Linked DNA regions of Homo sapiens: region 2 is linked to region 1. Evidence: chromatin contacts called from ENCODE Hi-C or POLR2A ChIA-PET data. All regions are on one chromosome and are shown on one strand. Each heading gives the region's core, a stretch centred on a gene start or an enhancer-like site at or near the end of the contact. The rest is flanking DNA. Distances are from core to core; before and after follow the strand shown. Region 1 has its middle 72 kb from the start of FILNC1. Region 2 has its middle 6.3 kb from the start of FILNC1.

The links. Hi-C counts contacts between places; a loop is a spot of excess contacts on that map. ChIA-PET counts read pairs that join two places held with the same protein, here RNA polymerase II (POLR2A). Pooled maps may share reads with other maps.
Region 2: POLR2A ChIA-PET joins it to region 1 with 11 read pairs in MCF 10A. The contact joins two enhancer-like sites. A Hi-C loop is called at or near these places in 1 of 168 maps with a recorded cell type or tissue (PC-9) and 3 of 50 pooled maps. POLR2A ChIA-PET finds 5 or more read pairs at or near these places in 6 of 52 experiments (AG04450, BJ, HEK293 and 3 more).

Annotation. Positions count from the first base shown.
Region 1 is chr6:139,698,225-139,700,813 of GRCh38, forward strand. No RefSeq gene overlaps it. Among named protein-coding and RNA genes, the nearest start is that of FILNC1, 72 kb to the right of the region's middle. Within about 2 kb of position 1,312, at least 4 of the 41 ENCODE cell types and tissues checked have a DNase peak (open chromatin) inside an H3K27ac peak, as active enhancers do.
Region 2 is chr6:139,763,474-139,766,062 of GRCh38, forward strand. No RefSeq gene overlaps it. Among named protein-coding and RNA genes, the nearest start is that of FILNC1, 6.3 kb to the right of the region's middle. Within about 2 kb of position 1,283, at least 20 of the 41 ENCODE cell types and tissues checked have a DNase peak (open chromatin) inside an H3K27ac peak, as active enhancers do.

The DNA of each region.
Region 1 (2,589 bases), core at 62-2,561:
CCCAGGCCCACCCGGAACTCCAGCTGGCCCGCAAGCGCGGCGCGCAGCCCCGGTTCCCGCTCGCGCCTCTCCTTCCACACCTCCCTGCAAGCTGAGGGAGCCGGCTCCGGCCTTGGCCAGCCCAGAAAGGGGCTCCCACAGTGCAGAGGTGGGCTGAAGGGCTCCTCAAGTGCCGCCAAATTGGGAGCCCAGGCAGAGGAGGCGCCTAGAGTGAGAGAGGGCTCTGAGGACTGCCAGCACGCTGTCACCTCTCAACAGTATTCATGAAATCATAGGTTTGATGTACTAGCTTTGTATATTGCTTTATATATTTGCATTACTTAGTAAGATAAGTACCAAAGTATTGAAATTTAAATTGCTGTATCCTGGTACCACCCAACATCTGTAGTGCCAACATTGGCAAAAAACTGTCCTGGTGTAACAATGGGGCATTTAAAGTATTTTAAATTTTTCTCTCTCTCCTCTTCTTTCTCTCCCTTTTAGAATGTGGAAATGGTGCAATAACTTGTAAAGTTACCATTCAAGTGTTTCTCAATCTGTTTTTCTTCATATAGAAATTATGGCTATATTTCTGTCCAGCGCAAATCTCTGAGCCAACTTGGGCTTTTGGTTATTCTAGACAGGTTTTCCGTAACTCCACCACTTTCTCTCCTGCTAAAGAAAGTATAATGGAATGCAAGTGAGCTAACCTTGATTTTCTGTATTTTTAAGAGTAAATCATTTACAAACTCAGTCCTTTAATTATGACTAGTAAAAAACAATTTCCTTGCAACACGCCCCTCTACTGATTGCAACACCATGCTTGAGAGCCTCTGTTCTTACAAATTAAAAGGCACTGCCAGAATTTTTGTTTTTGTTTTAAATTTGCATCAAGTAACAGTGTGCTTGGGATTATTTTTTTAAACTACAAAGGGTTGCTTTAATTCTGTTCATTTTAATTCTTTTTTACTTTCAAAAAAATTTTTTCACCTCATAATTTTAAAAAAAGTGCTATATTGAGAACTGTATGTAACTTGACTGATTATTTTGGCAATTATAGCATGACCAGCTCATCTCAGTTGGCCTGGGAAATTTTTACTTTTAGCACTGAAGTTCCATATCCTAGGAAATCCTTCAGCTCTGGGCAAATGGGACAGTTGGTCACCCTGAAGCAGGTGGACATAAATTGAGAATGTATTTATGCAGAAATCTTGGACATCAATCTAATGTTCTCAGCTAAAAACGGAGAGATCTCTCCATTGCTCAACTTGCTGATTTTCTAGGTTGCCATTATAGTGAGCTATCAAAAACACACATCTTAATCATGCCACTGCATTGCACAACATGGCTTCTCATCCATTTCTGGATTAAGCCCAAACTCTTGAAAGTGGCTCATCTGGCCTTATTTAATTTAGTCCAGTGGTTCTCAAACTGTACTCTGGTAAGGACCAGCTAGATAATTTGTTAAAAAGGAAGATTCCTGTGCCCCTGGTTCAAAAGGAATGAATCTGGATAGTAGCTGAAAAACATTTTTTTTTTTTTTGGTTTTGTTTTTTAACAACAACAACAAGAAGCTTACAGCGGGTCATTGTGTTTTAGGTGGTCTTTGAACAATGTTTTGAGAAAAAACAACCTAGTTCCTTTTTTCTTTGATAGGTTTAATCTGTTGCACTCTCCCCTTACACTGTATTCTCTGGGTTTACTATAATTTCTTTAGGCTTTGTAGTGTTCCAGGCCCTTAACACACATGCCGGGCCTGCTCTCTGAATCTCTCTCCTACATTTGTGGGCTGATCAGATTTCTACCTAGAAACCCCCTTCTCAGTGAAGCCTTTGCTGAAGCCCCTGTTAGAATTTTCTCTCCCATTGCCTCCATCAGAACCCTCTCTCCTCCAGCCAGGTGCACATAGCATGACATTGTACTTGCCTATTCCTTGTGTGTATCTCCCTTTAAACTAAAGTCCCCACAAACCTCTCATTTATCTTATTTATGATTGCCTCCCCAGTTTCCAGTTCATTGTTGAACACATGTTAAGAGGTTAAGATTGTTTACTGAAGAATTAAATTACTTTGTTAATGGAGAGATTGGTGTCACACAATGTCCTAGCTGGGCTGGAACGTAGACTTATACATCTGGTATTGGGTTACTCCCTTTCTGAGTCCTATTGATTATATTTATTGATATGTTTGGGTGCTTTTATTCTTGGGCTAAAGGAGTAAGTAGCAGGCAATTTGATGATGGGGAAGAATGCAGGGCCACCTGAGAGGGAGGCAAGGGAAAGAAAATATAGAGGGTTAGAGAAATGGCATTTCATTCCTCCCCATCTGGACATGAGGGGCTGGTCTGGAGCATGGGAAGAGAAATGGGCAGTGGCAGCTCCATCCAGGTCACTGGCTCAAGGGGTAGATGTGAGACAGCTAGGGGGGCTTGGGAACAAGAAGCCACATACACCCACCCCCAACATACACAGATGCACACATACACATCACATACACATACCCATCCCCCTGCCGACACACACACACACACACGCACAGCTTCCCTGCCTACCATCACCAAGGACACAACTCTTTCCCCAGAGTGCTCTGGGCAGCTACCATCAAGGGCTGG
Region 2 (2,589 bases), core at 33-2,532, 65 kb after region 1:
ATTTTGCATTTAAACGAAAATAGGAAACTCCAAGTGATCCCATAATAACTCAAGTTCTGTTTCTTTGACTTAGAATTGCAGCTATGTCTGCCCAAGGCAATTGCCAAGGTTTCCCAATTTATCCTGAATGATTGTAGCTGAGTGGGGTACGTTTGGGGAACAATTGTTTAACTGGGAATTTGCTGAGTTAACTTTTATGTTGAACACAATATTTAATAAAGGACAAATAATAAAAATGTGCTAATTCAAACCACACAATGTATTATTAAAACTCAATGGTAATGGCAGCAATTGTTTAAAACTAAGACCAGAAATGATTTTTTTTTTTTTTTGAGGAGGAGTATTTTATCACTTCATTGTTTAGAAATGTCGGCAGGAAGTGATGATTAGAATCAGAATGACTGGGTTTTATTATAGCTTTAAAATTTTTTATAGACAGGGTACCCCCTCATTGTCCATACCCAGAACTCCCTCATACTTGGTCAGTCACTGGTGACTCCTCAGTGTTTACATAATTGAGTCTAAAGTGGTGATCTTTAGCATAGTTCTCCATCATATGGCCTCAACCTCCTTCCAGCCTACTCCTCCACAGTTCACCTATTGCGAAAATACCCCATCATCTAGAATTGTGAAAATATTCTGTTCCCTGAGCCCTCCTCTTAAAAAAATGCTTCTCTGTGTGTTTGTATTTCTCCCTCTGACAATGTAAGTGTAAAGAGCACAGGCTTTAGAGCCAGGATTTTGTGGGACTGGATTTTCCCTCTGCAGCTTATAAATTGTGTGACCTTGGACAAGTTATCCAACCCATCTGGGCCTCATCCTCCTCATCTGCAAAAATATTGATTACAGAGCCCATTTACAGATACCACTGGATGAGATGAGAACACATAAAATATATGTTAAATTGTCTTATCCCTCCATATCTTTCATTATTCTCCCTTAATAAGTTTTGCATATCTAACAGTTACAGGACTTTGATCAAAATAGGCCTGCATAGAGTTTGAACAACTGAATTGAATTTATTGGGCTTCATTCATGATATACAAGCTTCCAAAGTCACATGGTCTAAGCCCAAGCTCCAGTTCTTTCTACAATTGCCTCAGCTGTGAGTCTTGAGCATTGTCATAAGAAGAGAATCTAGGATATTTCTCATTTGGCTTCAGTTCCTCTTCTTCAGCTGTCCAGACCTCTTTCATTTAGAAAAACACTGTGACAAAATGAGGAGGCTGCAGAAGCACAAGTGGGAATGGCAGCTGACCGCACGGGGAGAAGGTGTCTATTTCACCTTCAGGACCATCTTAGCATTTTGAGCAGCTCATAGGTCAGGAATGCTGTTGTCATCAGGGTTAGAGCTATGTCCTGAATAAATACCAAGTTAGGAGGAAGATGACTCAGAGCTGCCTAAACCTCATACTCCTCTGATATTTTAAGCAACAGAGAGTGGCAAGCAGCTGTTAGATATCTTTGCTTCTTTGTTCAGGCAAAGCTTAGCCTGTTCCATTTGGAAAGAAAATGGTCATAATTTCCAGCCCATTTTAAACTCTTCCTTCTTAGAATTGTTACTGCACACATAACCTGGGTCACACAACTTAGTTTTCTGCAATCTCAACTCTTTTTCTAATTATTTCCTCTTCCCCAAATGGATATTAAGTTTGTTGTGGAAAGAGAATATGCCTTATATTCCTCTTATATTCTCTCCAAACTGAAAGATTAGCCTTTGGCCCAGAGTAGGTAGTGCATACAAGCACTAATTTCATTTATATGGGACTTTAAAATGAAAAATTACCTTTATGTCCATTCTTTTGTTTAAACTTCACTACAACTTCATAAAATAATTGTTATTATCTTTATTTTATAAACCAGGAAACTAAGGTTTAGAGAGATTAAGTATACTGCCAAGGATAAGGATCATACAGCTAGTAATTAGCAAATCCTGCATTTGTGTGTGTGTGTGTGTGTGTGTGTGTATTCACCTCATAAATCGTATCTTAAAGACTCATTCATTAATGACAGCTTAATTGAAAACCTTTAAAAAATATATTTAATTTTTTTCTACTTATTAAATCCTTGTTCCCTAACTTGTTTTTATTGCTCTGAAAGCAGCTAGAAAACCATTTTGTAATTTGCAAAGATGTAGATCTAGAACCTAATTATTTCATTTGTATGCAGAAAAGAAAACCTGTACAAATGTAAGAAGAAATGGCACAGGAAAATCCCCAAGTAATAAGAAACCATAAATTCATTTGTATTTTAGGTAATATGTTTATGGCAGATATTTAGAGAATTCACATTATTTTGGGGCATCATTATTTATCTGAAAGATTAGGAAGGGCGTGGAAGAGTCTGTGCGGTTAAGGAGAGCAAAATAGGTGTAAATAATATCAATTGGTAGACTCATTTGATTCAGTCAACAGGTTTTATGAAGCACCTGCATTTTCTGTCATGGCTGGAGAGTGGTTTTCAACACATGTTAACATTTGGGTAGGTCAGATACTCTGTGAGTTCAATCAAGATAACCCTGTTTACCCACTAAGATGACTCAGAGAGCTGCTAGGACCTAGTTTTTTCATTTCGGTCTCGTGCTGCAAA